Regions from separate parts of the Homo sapiens genome. Here region 2 is linked to region 1. A link is a loop called in an ENCODE intact Hi-C map of the cell type or tissue named here. Cell type or tissue: endothelial cell of umbilical vein. All regions are shown on one strand. Links, peaks and the distances in the headings refer to the core of each region. The heading gives the core; the rest is flanking DNA.

Evidence for each region. Peaks named below come from ENCODE experiments on the same cell type or tissue, not always from the same donor. Only the 100,000 strongest peaks of a DNase experiment are listed, where the experiment ranks them.
Region 2: it touches region 1 in a loop (3-fold over the local background); 1 of 110 quality-filtered maps calls a loop at or near these places.

What each region holds. Positions count from the first base shown.
Region 1 is chr1:178,498,087-178,505,951 of GRCh38, reverse strand. It overlaps LOC101928866 (a long non-coding RNA gene), which reads left to right. Exons shown (of 6, transcript XR_001738307.2): 6 at 4,411-4,494. It also overlaps a transcript of CLEC20A not described here. Among named protein-coding and RNA genes, the nearest start is that of CLEC20A, 5.1 kb to the right of the region's middle. RefSeq lists a silencer at 3,861-4,305. In endothelial cell of umbilical vein, for the core only: CTCF peaks have their summits at 4,012 (motif pointing right) and 5,357; a DNase peak (open chromatin) is centred at 4,031.
Region 2 is chr1:178,404,487-178,412,351 of GRCh38, reverse strand. All of the region lies in intron 4 of RASAL2 (RAS protein activator like 2), which reads right to left. It also overlaps the pseudogene RPS14P2. Among named protein-coding and RNA genes, the nearest start is that of CLEC20A, 89 kb to the left of the region's middle. In endothelial cell of umbilical vein, for the core only: no CTCF peak of the experiment used is centred there; a DNase peak (open chromatin) is centred at 3,331; H3K27ac peaks cover 897 bases.

The sequences.
Region 1 (7,865 bases), core at 1,795-5,794:
CTCTGAATCCTAGCTCCCCGGAATCCTAGCTCCCCTGAATCCTAACTCCCCTGAATCCTAGCTCCTCTGAATCCTAGCTCCTCTGAATCCTAGCTCCCCAAAATCCTAGCTCCTCTGAATCCTAGCTCCCCTGAATCCTAGCTCCTCTGAATCCTAGCTCCCCTGAATCCTAGCTCCCCTAAATCCTAGCTCCTCTGAATCCTAGCTCCTCTGAATCCTAGCTCCCCTGAATCCTAGCTCCCCTAAATCCTAGCTCCTCTGAATCCTAGCTCCTCTGAATCCTAGCTCCCCTGAATCCTAGCTCCCCTAAATCCTAGCTCCTCTGAATCCTAGCTCCTCTGAATCCTAGCTCCTCTGAATCCTAGCTTCTCTGAATCCACTGCAGGAGCCAGGCAGGGCCACTGAATGCCAGGCTTTGCCAGTCCCATTGCCTGCCTGAGCCTCTGAAGACGGCACACCCCCTCCGCTCATCATGGGGAGCTCCTGTCCATGCTGGGCCCTGGGGGGGCAGTGTGCCCCTGTCATATCAAATGGCTCTTTCTTCTAGCAGAGACCATGCTCACCTGTCCCAGCAGGCATGCTGCATACCAAATCAGCCCTCTGTCTGCTCCACTGGCCCAAGAGCACCTTTGCCTGGCCTTGTCACTGCACACAGCAGTTTGGACTGGACGGAAATCTACACATCCTCTAAGACTGTTGAACAACAAGGTGTTCTCTGAGCTGTGTGTGTCAGACTGACATTTCACCACATGGGGGTCTGGGCAGCTAACATATTCTTGTTTTTGGAGGTCCTATCATTCCTGCCTCAGGAAATGATGGGCTATTCATAAACGCAGCAGCCCTTGGGTTCTGAGTATTGTCTCCTTCAGCTGTCAGTGCTCAGAGAATAAGAAAAATGGGAGCCGGCCGGGCACAGTGGGTCACACTTGTAATCCCAGCACTTTGGGAGGCCGAGGCGGGTGGATCACCTGAGGTCAGGAGTTTGAGACCAGCCTGGCCAACATGGCAAAACCCCATCTCTACTAAAAATACAAAAATTAGCTGGGCATGGAGGCATGCACCTGTAATCCAGCTACTCAGGAGGCTGAGGCAGGAGAATTGCTTGAATCCAGGAGGCGGAGGTTGCAGTAAGCTGAGATTGCACCACTACACTCCAGCCTTGGCAACAGAGTGAGACTCTGTCTCAAAAACAAAAAAACAAACAAAAAAAGAAAATGGGAGCCACAGAAGTCCACAGGAAGGACACTGTGAAGTGCTGGCCTGGTGTCCATGAGACTCCTCTCACTGATGCAATAACCTTACCTGGCCTTCATCCTGCTGTTCCTCTGGACGTCCCACCCTTCCTCCCTCTTGACCCGTCACTTCATCTCCTGAGCAGAGCACATCTCCTCCCTCAGCTGTGGCGCTTACGGCCCAGCCTCAGGGTAGCTGACCACTGGGTGGACTGCAGGACCTTCCTCTCTTGACCTTCCTTCTCAGGCAGTTCCAGCAGGAGCTCTGGGGCTCTCAGGCCCCTCCACTCAGATCCTGTCCCCTGGCTGTTGGGATGCCAGCTCCTCCCTTCCTCCCTTTGTCCCTGTTGGAGACCTGCAGTTCACCCAGCCCCATGGCTCCTGATACCAAGGCAAAGTCTCCCAGAAGGACATTTCTCTCTCTTGGCTCAGTGATAGGAATGGGAATGGGCACATTCTAAAGCCCCCACCTCCTCCTGCTCTCATTCGTGGTGTTTCCTCCCCTGGCACCTGGCTAATATAAGGGTATTTGTCTAAACCCCACGCCCCCACCAGCCCCTTTTTCCAGGATGGAATATCCCGTTTTTCAGATTCCCTTGAGCAGTCCTCAGCCACAGCTGCACCTGCCACAGCCCCTCCTGAGCTCACTCTCAGACATCCTCTCAAGAGTGCAAACCCCAGCTCCATGTATGGCCCCTCCTGGGGAAGCCCCTGGCCCCGCCTCTGCAGCCTCCTGCTGCTCCTCAACCCGTTTCCACAGCTTGGTTCATGCCAAATGGGAGAGCAGCTTAGGGGCCGGGGACACATGGCACCATTTCCTCATGGAAGGGTGGATGGCTCAGGCTTAAAGAGATGTTGATCTGTCCCATTGCTAAAGGGCAACTGATGAGGAGCTTGGGGCCTGCATCCTCTGTTTCAATGTGTTTCAGTGGCCCTGCCAGTCTTCTTCCTTGTGGGTCCTTAGAGTCAATGGTTTGCCTGCTGGGATACAGGGAACCACTGTCACAAACCAGGTAGTGGCTTGAGCAAGCATTTTTTTTGTGTGTGTGCGTGCCTGTGTGTGTGTATGTGCGTGTTTCTTGGAGACGGAGTCTCGCTCTGTCGCCCAGGTGGAGTGTGGTGACATGATTTCAGCTCACTGCAGCCTCTGCCTCCTGGGTTCAAGCAATTCTCCTGCCCCAGCCTCCCGACTAGCTGGGACTACAGGTGTACGCCGCTATGCCTGGCTAGTTTTTTGTATTTTAGTAGAGACGGGGTTTCACCGTGTTGCCTAGGCTGGTCTCGAACTCCTGAGCTCAGGCAATCTGCCTACCTCGGCCTCCCAAAGTGCTGAGATTACAGGCGTGAGCCACCACACCCGGCCTTGTGTGTGTTTATTTAGCCCACATGACTACCCTAAGAAATAAACACTGCTGCTATTCCCATTTTGCAGGTGAGGAAACTGTTTAACTCAGAAGTTAACTTTTCTGAAGTCACAGCTAAATGGGGGAGCCATGGCTACACAGCCAGCACATTTGACCTGCACCCCAGACTCTTCCCCGAGGGGCATACACCCTCCACCTTCCTTGCTTGGGGAGTAGAGGGGTGGACTGTGTTGACCACTGCACCCCGTGACAGCATTTCCCACTTGACATTTGTAAAATTGTGGTTTAAAAAAATGAGTAAATAGACATGATCCCTGCTTTCCCAGGCCATGCCCCGATGCAGGAGGGTCATCTGCATAGTGTGGATGGAGGGACTCCATCCTTTCCCCCGATAACTCAGTTGGCCTGAGGCGGGTCCTGGAATAGCAGCCTTGGGAAATGAGCCTGGGCTGTAATATCACACAGCCCTGCTCTAAACTCCAGGTCCTTGCCATACCAGTTACATGGCCTTGGGCAGGTTTCTTAACCTCTCTGAACTTGTTTCCTCATTTGTAAAATCGGATATTATACAGTACCTACCTCATAGGGTTTTAACATTTTATTTCTAAGAATTAAATAAGGCAAAGCATGCGAAGGGTGTGACACATGCTCCTTGTGAACCCTAAGTGCCCCCAAAGGCCTCTAGTTCTTGGGGACGATACCCTCCAGTCCTTACTCCTGTCCCAGGATCTCGCAGGGTAGGATGCTCCACTTAGCAGAGACACCAGTGCTTCCCTTTTTTAATGGCTCCACTCCCACCCCCAGGGCTCTGGACCCAGTTCAGAAGTATGTTGGGGTGGGAGTTGGGGGGTGGAGGAGGCTTTAGGGACAGGTGCTCCTGTGGCGGTCCCTGCACTGTCCCTGAAGCCAGCTTTTTCAGAGGCACCCATCACATGTGGTGTGTACCCAACCCACTCCCTCCTTCCCCCTTCCATGAATACTTGAAATAAATAAAATATTAAGAGGAAATTAATCATGTATCTAACCAAGCTATTGGTATGAAATACTTGCTGAAGAAAATTATATGAAGCAGAACAGAAAAGACCAAAACAGTTATATAAAACAAAAGGAATTTAGTAATTTGAAAGGTAAGAGGATCAAAATCAGAGATAATATACATATTAGGTTAATGGGAAGAAAAATAGTCAAATTAGGTACCTAGTATTAACTCAATATTTAGTTGTAAAGGAATCAAGTAGAATTGTTTCTATTTAAGACTAGCTATTAAAGCAGCACTTAAACAGGGGGAAGGGGGTGGAATAAATGAAAGATACAAGCAGCAGTAGCTTAGAATGCAAGGGTTCACCCTTCCTCTCCCCCACCAGCAAAAAGGGCTCTTCAGGTTGAAGGAAGCCGGTCTGGCTGCCCAGTACTGAGTGTTTGCCCCTAGGGGGCGCCCAAGAACAGAGGCTCTCGCCAAGGGATCCAAGTGTTCCAGAAGTACCCCAGTGACCTGCCCCAGCTGCTCCCCTGCTTTCCCTGCCTGCATAGGGATTTAGAGCAGAACTTTTCCCTTGGGCAGAAATGGCCCCACGAGGCACAGGCGACTTCACAGGTCATGTCCAAACCCACACAATCATCAGCAGGAAATCATTTTTATCCAACCACTCATTCAGTCAACATATACCGACTGCCCCTCCTTGCCAGGCATGGCAACCCACACTTATAACAGAGGATGTGGAAACAGATTTAGGTTACAAGCCGAATAAACAGTTCAGAGCAGGGAGCAGGAATAAAGGGAACAAGCTCCTCACCGCAGACACCCTACCTTTCAGGGTGGGCAGGTGTTCCTAAGAGCTGCCCCTCCATCCAATGGGACATGGCCTGTGGCTCTCCAGTGTCCACAAAATGAACAAAGTGCAGCCGAGCTTGAGGTCCTGCGGTCCTTGAGGATGATCTGAACCCACGCAGCTGATGGAGCCTTCGGAGGACACAGGTGCTGTCCCCGTACTGCCCTCAGAGCACAGCCCTGGTCTCCAGTTCACAGCGCCTCCCACAGGGAGAGGAGAAAACCTTCCTTTCTCTGAAGAAATGGAAGGAAGTCTAGCTGAGCCTCTTCTATGGGTCTGGGATGAGGTTGAGTGCTTTATAGACACGAGGCAGGATAAGCTTGTTAGGTAGTAATTTGTGTTTTTTTCCCAGAGCCCTAGGCGGGAGTAGGACCTCAGAGAGGAGCAGCCATGTGGGGGTCCCAGATTCTCAGAACATCCTCCGTCACTGGGGTGGCTCATCCATGGCAGAGCTGGCTGACCTCAAGTCACCCTAAGGACTGGAAACGGGTGTCTCAGTGGTGAGCAGTGCAGACAGGCCCAAGGCAAGACCCAGTCTCTTGTTCTTTCTCTACAGCCTGTGAGTATGTGTGCAAGAGAGTGTGTGTTGGGGGAACAGCCCTGAAAAAAGAGGGGCTCTAATTTCTTCCTTGCTTGGCAGGGTGAGCGCTCAGAGTGAAAGCTAAGTTGCTTTACTGGTTATCAAGGCAGCAGAATAACTGGGATTATCATACATTGGGGTAGGAGTAGAAAATGAGACACCCACTCTAGAAAAGAAAGTGTTTCCTGCACACTGGAATTTGTAAAGTGCATCATATTCATGACAAGGAATCCTCATGATACCGTAATGCCATTGTCAAATAGCTATGTTGACTCTCATCTTGTAGATGAAGAATCAAGGCTCAGAGAAAATCTCTCAAGCTGGCCGCAGGGCTGTTTCCACTGTGCCTGCTCCGATGGTTGGCAGGGGTACTGCGGCCACGGCACACAACTTTAGCAAAAGCACTGTGGGAAACGCAGCTCCCACATTGGGAATGCAGATCTGGTGGTTCTGGGAGAAAAGGTGTGGATTGTAGGAAAGTGAAAGTTGTCTGTCTATAAAGAAGGGTTCTTTAAGCCTGGGTAAAAATGGCATTCCCGTGTTCGGGGATAGGAAAAGAGTGGCTGGGAGTTTCCCTGAACCATTTGGCTTCCTGTAGCTCATGCAAACCAAGTGTTTGTTCCTGGGCCACTTAGGAAGCCTGCTCCTCCCTCACTCTTGGTTCCTTTGACCCTTGCCTAGATTTCCTGGCACAGCCACCAATGTAACTCACACACTGGGTGCCAAGGCTGTCCTCCCCCGCCTTCACCATCGGCCCTCTGTGTCTTGTTCAAGCCATCTCCTTCATTCATGTATTTAAGGTCTCTATGTACCAGGCAGAGCACTGCGTAGAAGCTGCAATCTAAAGAGAATAATAATAGCAAATGCTACTGTATTAGTCAGGGTTCTCTAGAGGGACAGAACTAACAGGATAGATGTATATATAAAGGGGAGTTTATTTTATTTATTTATTTATTTATTTATTTTCGAGACGGAGTCTTGCTCTGACCCCCAGGCTGGAGTGCAGAGGCGCGATATCGGCTCACTGCAAGCTCCGCCTCCCAGGTTCACGCCATTCTCCTGCCTCAGCCTCCTGAGTAGCTGGAACTACAGGCGCCCACCACCACACCCGGCTAATTTTTTGTATTTTTAGTAGAGACGGGGTTTCACTGTGTTAGCCAGGATGGTCTCGATCTCCTGACCCTGTGATCCGCCCATCTCGGCCTCCCAAAGTGCTGGGATTACAGGCGTGAGCCACCACGCCCGGCATAAAGGGGAGTTTATTACGGAGTATGGACTCACATGATCACAAGGTGAGGTCCAACAATAGGCCATCTGCAAGCTGAGGAAAAAGGAGGCCAGTCCAAATCCCAAAGCTGAAGAACTCGGAGTCCGATGTTCAAGGGCAGGAAGCATCGAGCACGGGAGAACGATGTATGTTGAGGCCAAGCCAGTCTAGTTTTTCCGTGTTCTTCTGCCTGCTTTTATTCTGGCCGCGATGGCAGCTGATTAGATTCTGCCTACCCAGATTGAGGGTGTGTCTTGCCTTTCCCAGTTCAGCTGACTCAAATGTTAATCTCCTCTGGCAACACCCTCACAGACACACCCAGGATCAATACTTTGTATCCTTCAATCCAATCAAGTCGACACTCGATATTAACCATCACAGCTACTAATGATAAACATAATGCTTGCCATTTATTGAAAGGTTTTGTTGGGCTTGTGAGAAGCGAGTGCTTTGTGACTTTGGCACAGTCCGTGCTCTCAAGGAGCTCACAGTCAGGAAGGCACGTGGAATTTCAGCCTGGAGTTCCAAGTGCTGCCCTCAGGGAGTGCTGGGCCTGAGCTGGGGTGAGGCTGCAGGGCCCTTCCTGGAAAGACTTGAGGGAGACGACTGGGGGAGTGGCCAAATGAAAAGGTGGCTGGCAGGGCAGCATCTTCCAGGTCAGGATTGTCAGGTTCTCTTCTGTCCCCAGAGAGTGGTCCTGGGAGGCCCTGACACAAGCAGGACCTGCTTCTGGGAGGAAGTTATCCGAGGCCATTGCTGCACGAGAGAATACTGTGGCAGGACATTTTTGTGGCTGCATTAACAAATTTTCCCCTCTTTCTCTTTTGCCCATTCAGAGGGGCCGTTTGCCCTTCCATCAGGGAAGGGTGAGAAGGGGTAGGGGGTAGGAAAAAAGAGAGCCTTCCAGACTGTGTTCCTGAAAGTCTTCGCCCTTAGGCCAACAGAGAGGGCTCTGGGCCTAAACAGCATGTTTGATGTTGTGTAGAGAGAGAGAGAACACAAGCAAGCTGTTTTTGGTTCCCCAGAGAAAGTGCCTTGGCCTCCAGTCCTGCACTTTATTTTTGTTTTACTTGTTTATTTATTTATTTTAGAGACAGGGTCTCGCCCTGTCTCCCAGGCTGGAGTACAGTGGTACAATCACAACTCACTGCAGCCTTAACCTCCCATGCTCAAGCAATCCTCCTGTCTCAGCCTACTGAGTAGCTGGGACTACAGACATGCACCACCAAGCCTGGCTAATTTATAATTTTTGTAGAGATGGAGTCTCACTATGTTGCCTAGGCTGGTCTCAAATTCCTGGGCACAAACAACCCTCCTGCCTCGGTTTCTCAAAGTCCTGGGGCTATAGGTGCATGCCACTGTGCCCAGCCCAGTCCTGTGCTTAATTTTGGAGTCAGAGCCTAGACTGGGCCTGGGGGTCTCTGACCGTGCGGAAGCAGAACTTGTCGGGGCCATCACCTCCCAACCTCATGCTTTTCAGTGTATTCACTGAAAAGCTTTTAGTATTCAACCTAAGCTTGAATACTGTCTCACCTCTGCCTGCGGTGTAGTCCTGAGCATGCTGTTTCACTTCTCTGAGCCACAGTTTCTCCC
Region 2 (7,865 bases), core at 1,468-5,467, 93 kb after region 1:
CAAATCAATAGTCCATAAAATCATGGTTTGGAGTAAATGCATATTTTTTAAGGTACATACCATCTTGATTTAGCATTCTTCATCTCTCTTTGCTGCTCTCATGTTTCAATCTCTCTTTCACTTTCCTTTATTCATTAAGAACTTTAGCCCCTAGCTTGTAATATTTTTCTGACTCTTAACACCATGCTAGAAAATAACCAAATAGTGATGTCTAGTACCCTAGCTTCATAATTCCTTGACTCCATTACTCAGTATCCTCCCCTTCAGCCACCTACTCTTTTTTTTTTTTTCACATGATGGCAATTTATTTTCAGAAAGTATTTTGAGGAGTCTTGTTCACAGACGGTGACCACAGCGACCCCACTTCCTGTGGGTGCCGTCAAGAGGGGATGGGGGGTGATGTCCTCAATCTGCCTGATCTTCATACTCAAGCGGGCAAGGGCTCTGAAGGCCGACTGGCCCCAGGTCCAGGGGTCTTGGTCCTATTTCCTCCTGTGGCCCAGAGTTTGACGTGTAGGGCAGTGATACCTGGCTCCTTGCACCTCTGGGCCACATCCTGGGCAGCCAAAAAAGCAGCACATGGCGAGGATTCATCTCGGTCTGCCTTCACCTTCATCCCACCAGTCACACGGCAGATGGTTTCTTTGCCAGAAAGATCAGTGACATGGACAAAAGTGTCACTGAAGGTTGCAAAGATATGGCAGACACCAAATACATTTCTCTCCTTCAGCCACCTGAAGTGTGCCATTTCTGCATGTCGTCTCTCCATCCACTCATTTTTTTAAATCAAATTTTTATTTTTATTCAATAGTTTTAGGGGAATAGGTCATGTCTGATTGCATGGAAAAGTTCTTTAGTGGTGATTTGTGAGATTTTGGGGCACCCATCACCTGAGCAGTGTAGACTGTACCCAATGTGTAGTCTTTTATCCCTCACCCATCTCCCACCCTTCCTCCCAAGTCCCCAGAGTCCATTATATCATTCTTATGCCTTTGTGTCCTCACAGCTTAGCTCCCACTTATAAGTGAGAACATACAATATTTGGTTTTCCATTCCTGAGTTATTTTACTAAGAATAATGGTCTCCAACTCCATCCAGGTTTCTGCGAATGCCATTATTTCGTTCCTTTTTGTTTGTGACTGAGTAGTATTCCATGGGGTGTGTGTGTGTGTGTGTGTGTGTGTGTACACACACACACACCACATTTTCTTTATTCACTCATTAGTTGATAGGCATTTAGACTGGTTCCACACTTTTGCAATTGCGAATTGTGCTACTATATACGTGTGCAAGTGTCTTTTTCATATGACTTCTTTTCCTCTGGGTAGATATCCAGTAGTGGGATTGCTGGATCAAATGGCAGTTCTACTTTTAGTTCTTTAAGGAATCTCTATACTGTTTTCCATAGTGGTTGTACTAGTTTACATTCTCATCAGCAGTGTAAAAGTGTTCCCTTTTCACCACATCCATGTCACCATCTGTTATTTTTTTATTTTTAATTATGGCCATTCTTGCAGGAGTAAGGTGGTTATCTCATTGTGGTTTTGATTTGCATTTCCCTGATAATTAGTGATGCTGAGCATTTTTTTGACGTTTCTTGGCCATTTGTATATCTTCTTTTGAGAACTGTGTATTCATTTCCTTTGCTCACTTTTTGACGGGATTATCTGTTTTTTTTTTCTTGATTTGTTTGAGTTCCTGGTAGATTCTGGATATTAGTCCTTTGGCAGATGCAGTTTGTGAACATTTTTCTCCCACCCTGTGGGTTGTCTGTTTATTGATTCTGATCTCTTTTGCTGTGCAGAAGCTTTTTAGTTTTATTAGGTTCCATCTATTTATCTTTACTTTTGTTGCATTTGCTTTTGGGTTCTTGATCACGAAGTCTTTGCCTAAGTCAATGTCTAGAAGAGTTTTTCCGATGTTATCTTCTAGAATTCTTATGGTTTCAGGTCTTAGATGTAAGTCTTTGATCCATCTTGAGTTGATTTTTGTATAAGGTGAGAGATGAGGACCCAGCTTCATTCTTCAACATTTCAGCCACCCACTCTTATATCTACACACTAGATCTTATCATCATTCAGAGATCCTCCATCTCAGACATCTTAAACAGTAATATTTTTTTCTCTGATTTCCTCCCTAATCACATGTCTTTCATATATCTCTTTCTCCACATTAATCTACTCTTCAACCTAACAGAAACCTTCACTTTCTGGACCACCTCATTTTCTCCCTGTCCCTTGTTTTTTCCTGCTCTCTTTTCCTTCTCCCTAGATTCCACAGCTAATCATCTGATGCTATTCAATTACCAACACCCTCCATTTTCTTAATGATTAGCTATCCAAAATAACAATTAAAACAATATTTAAGTCAATCTTCCTGGTGCCATGACGAAGCTCTTTAGGAAGACCACATAGCTGTACCGGATGAAACCACAACAAATTCACTGTTTTCAAGCTTGGCTTGGCTTCTACTATCCCTCCATCCTGGACCAACCATGTACTGAGTCTTCCCACATTATCCTCTTCTGAGAAACAACAAAGTACATGTCATGCCCAGTTGCCCATTGCCTGCTTCTGAGCAACTGCTTACATATTCAGGTCACTATGCTTTGTGCCATGCAATCTTTCTGCCCTGGATCCATATGACTGGTCAAGGGATGGATAATTAACCCAAAGGTACCTAAAAGCAGCTAGGCATGGCCCTGGTAAGAGTTCTGCCTATAAGATATAGTATCATCTGGTAACGACTTACCATTCCAGCTGATCCCTGGTCATTCCACTTCATACTTTATCCTCCACTAACTTGAAATACCTGTAATTCTCTATATTCACCATGCATGTTTACCACTGCTCATATTCTCTTCCTTCTCCCTGGCTGAATCATCCTTTTTGATACCGCTTAGGAATGATCTCTTCTAGGGTGTCTTTTTTGACATGACCTGACCCTGCCCTAGATTACGTGCCCCTCCACTGTGCTTTATAGAGAGCTAGCCTTACATCTAGCACAGTGTATGCCCACTTATGTGTCATCCTCACTAAACCCTGCAAGCTTTGTGTTCCCAGGGCAGGTCTGATATCTGGTATTTAGTAGGGGCTCAAAAATTGCTTTCAGAACTGAAAAATCATATGCAGTGTGTCCTCAGATCATCTGAGAACTCACTCACTCACTATCATGAGAACAGCATAGGGGAAATCCTCTCCCATGATGCAATCTTCTCCAACCACCTCCCATGGCCTAAAAGTATGGCAGTTCCCCGCTTGCTCTCTCTTGCCTCCATGTGAAGAAGGTCCTTCTTCTCCTTCCGCTATAACTGTAAATTTCCTGAGGCCTCCTAGTCATGCTTCCTGTTAAGGCTGTGGAACTGTGAGTCAAACCTCTCTCTTCATAAATTACCCAGTCTCAGGTAGTTCTTTACAGTAGTGTGAAAACAGACTAATACAGAAGATATATGACTTTCCCAAGGTCACATAGATGCTAAATGGCAGAGGAGAACTTTGAGCCTAGGTAGCCTCACACCGGAACCCTTCCTTTTTAACCACTGTGCTATATGAATTCTTGACATTCTAATTCCACATCAAATACTTTAAGTACTATAACATAACTTATTTTCCCCATATGTATTATATGTAACTTCTACACATACCTTATTATAGAATTATGTATCATAAACAGCCAGAAATGTAATATGACAATTCAAAATATGAGGAAAAAAAAGAGAAGCAAAACAAAAAACAAAAAACAAAAAAAAACCAACCAAACAACAACAACAAAAAACCTAAAAAACAAAAAAACTACTATTGTGGCATTTGACTTACAAGAATTTGCCCCTAGGATTCCTAGCTATATAATTAAACTAAAGTAAAATCAAAACCTTATTGAAATGGCTTTTATATGTAACTGATTCTGTGGTCACTGAGTATAAAATAAAAAAATCCAAATATAAAATTTAAAAATAGATGGATACCAAGAGGAAAATGCTTTTTTCTCTTTCACAGTTATGATATCCATGCCTTATAAAAATGTGAAGAGTGTGAATGATGTTCCAGTCTAAATGGAAACAAAGGAAAGAAAGAATGTAAATAAACTGATTTCATCCTTCTGACACCAACCTAATCTGAAAGCATACTAATCAAACACTCAAAACAAATCCTACTCTATCCAATTTTTTCAAATGCTGTTGCTACCATTTACAAGTCTTAAAAATAGTAAAAAGCTCATTATTTTTTTAAAAAAGGTACATTGTCATAGCAATTGATACAACTAAAATAATTTAATTAGTTGGTATTCATTATTTTCTTTCAAAATAAGGCTTAAAATTAGCAACAGTCAATGAAAGAAAAAGCCAACTATTGCCTTTCTCTGGAGCTTGGTAAATGTTAAGACAATGATAACTAAAGTTGTTGGCCACCTGCAAATTGGAGTATTCCCTGAAGACTGAACTCGGCTAGCTGTGAATGAGTGGTAACTGAAATAAAACTGCTGCTATGCAACTGCTCTCAGAAGCCTCCGTGGGGGTAATAAGGGACAATGCCTTGCCAGCATCCTAGCACTGCTGCGTTCCCTTAAGACAGGGAGAAGCGGAGACAGGGAAACATGTCATCACCTTTCACATGAAAAATGTAGGGATGTGCAACAAAACCCTGCTTTAATTCTGCTTGAGACTTTTTCACATCAGTGACCACACAAGGGATTAAGGACAATGTTACAGCAATTCTAAGTGATTAACTATTTTTAAATGGCAATTTCTCAAAATGTTACCTGATTCACAGTAAGAAAATGCCACCCTGTCAACTAGAAAGGACCCAGGTGAGAATTGTTTTCATTCTTGCTTTTCAAGTTTTAGTTTATTAGTAAATTAAAATCTCTATGTATTTTACATATTTGTTTTATCATGGATTGTAAATACCTGAGAAAAAAAGCTGTGTCATCTATAAATAATTCCCTTCCTTGCTCTCAATATAACTTAGGAACTTGTAGATATTCACTAAATGTTGACTAAAACGTAATTCTAAAAAATTAACAAGGAAAAAGGAGAAGACTAACTGAAAACGTTCAAGTTTACTTTCTAGTCTTTATATTTTACTTAAGTTTATCTTCCAGTTATTTGGAAGTCCAAACAGGAAGGGAGACTGTAGATGACAAGAATAACAAAACAAGAAATAGTTGCAAAGTGCATTATAGTTTAGTTGTAGTATGGGTAGTTTATCCTCTAGTAGGTTTTTTGTTTTTGTTTTTCAAATTTAAGCATCAAAAGGAAAGAGAAAAGGTTCTGTCATAAATCACAATTGTTCTTCTAGCACAGATCTGATATATCGGAATCTTTGGGATTGGGGCACAGTGATCTACATTTTTAACAAGCATTCAATTCAATGTGATTTTTTTATTAAGCAAACTAAAACTTTCATTATGAAACTTTTAAACATACAAAGCACAGAAATTAATAAACACATATCCATTAATCAGATCTAATTGATGTTGACACATTAATGTCATTATGCTACATTATGTATAATTATTATATTAAAATATAAAATACATATTATATTACAGGTATTACATTATAACATGTTAAAACACATATTGACATGTTAAGATCTGCTAGAGGGACCAATGGAAGATATCTAGCATACTTTATTAACTAATTACATTCTTAGAGATTCATTTTCATGAATCTGTCATGTCAGATTTTTATTACCTTCTTGTTATATTATTTCAAACCTTTTATGTCCAACTTTTTATGTATTTTGTTTTAAAACATTTCTTTTAAAACAGGTTTGAGGTGTAATTTACAAAAAACAAGTCAATATTTTTCAATGTACAGCTTGACAAGTTTTGATAAATGTATGCTGTACCAATACAAGTGAGATATGGAACATTTCTATCACCCCAAAAATGTCTTCATGCCTTTCTGTAGTCAGTCAATCCCTTCCTCTCACCCTCAGCCCCTGGAAACCACTAATATGACTTGTTCCTATAGTTTTATCTTTTCCACAATGTCACATAAATGGATTTATGCAGTATGTAGTCTTTCTTCACTTAGCATAATGTTTTTGAAATTTATGCATGCTGTTGCATGTACAGTTTGCTCCTTTTTATTCCACTGTATGGGTACACCAACAATTGTTTAACCATTTGTCAACTCATGGACGTTCGAGTTATTTCCAGTTTTGGGATATTAAGAATAAAGTTGCCATAAACATTTATGAACAAGTCTTTATGTGGACATATGGTTTGGAAACCACTGAGTTAAAAGCTTGGTTGGAAATTCACAAATAACAAGACGACATGGCAACTTTTTAAGGGGATGTTAATGAGGTAGAGTGGGGAAAGGACACTGAGGAGGGAAGGAATCCTTAGTTATTTTTCCTCTAGATATGAAGTAATTTTAGATGTACAAAAAATTTGGAAAAATAGTACAGAGTTTTCCTTTGCCCAGCTTCCCCTAATGTTATTATCTTATATAACCATAGTATGATTATGAAAACTAAGAAATTAACATAGGTACTATACTCACCTAAACACAGCCCTAATTCTAAATTCACCAGTTTTCCACTGTATTAGTTTTCAACTGCCATTATAACAAATTAAAACAAATGTGGTTTAAACAGTACAAATTTATTATCTTACAGTTCTATCGATCAGAAGTCCAACACAGGTCTCATCTGGCTAAAATCAAAGTGTCAGCAGGTCTGCATTCCTTTCTGAAGGCTCTAGGGGAGAATCTGTCTTATGCCTTTTCAAGCTTCTAAAGGCCACCCACATTCCTTGGCTCATGGCCTTTCCTCCATCTTCAAAGCCAGCAATGTTGCATCTCTATGAAAGCTTTTCAGCTTTTAAAGTCTCGTGATCTGACTGGATCCATCTGGATAATTTAGGATAATCTTCCTATCTCAAGGTCCTTAGCCTTAATCCTATCTACAAAAGTCCCTTTTGCCACATAAGATAGCATATTCACAATTTCCATGTATTAGGATGTGGACATCTTGGGAGATGGGGGAGGAACCACTATTCTACTCTCTACATATAGTTTAGTCACCCTCTTATGAATGTGCATATAGGCTGTTTACAATATTTTGCAATTAAAAAACAATGCTGCATAAATAACTTTGTGCATATGTGTTTTCATAATGGTGGAAATGTATCTTCAGGTTGGATTCCTAGAAATGGGATGCTGGGTCAAAAGGTAAGTGTATATGTAATCTTGCCAAATCCCCTGTAGAAGGGTTGTACCAGTTTGCCTTCCCTTCAACAATGTATGAGAGTGTCTGTTTCCCACAACCTTGCCAACTGAATTCGTTGTCATCCTTTATAGTCTGTCAGACTGAAAGGTGAAATAATATTTCTATGTTGTTTTAAAATGTGCATTTCTCGGCTAGGTGCTGTGGCTCATCCCTGTAATCCCAGCGCTTCGAGAGGCCGAGGCAGGAGGATTGATTGATCCTAGGAGTATGAAACCAGCCTGGCCAACATGGTGAGACCTCGTCTCTACAAACAATACAGAAATTAGCTGGGTGTGGTGGCATGTACCTGCAGACCCGGCTACTCAGGAGGCTGAGGTGGGAAGATCCTTTGAACCCGGGAGGTGGAGGTTACAGTGAGCTGAGGTTGCGCCACTGTACTCCAGCCTGGGCGACAGAGCGAGACTCAAAAAAAAAAAAAAAAAAAAATTGGGGGGCCAGGTGCGGTTGCTCACGCCTGTAATCCCAGTACTTTGGGAGGCCGAGGTGGGCGGATCACGAGGTCAAGAGATTGAGACCAGCCTGGCCAACATGGTGAAACCCTGTCTCTACTAAAAATACAAAAATTATCTGGGCGTGGTGGTACGGGCTTGTAGTCCCAGCTACTCCAGAGGCTGAGGCAGGAGA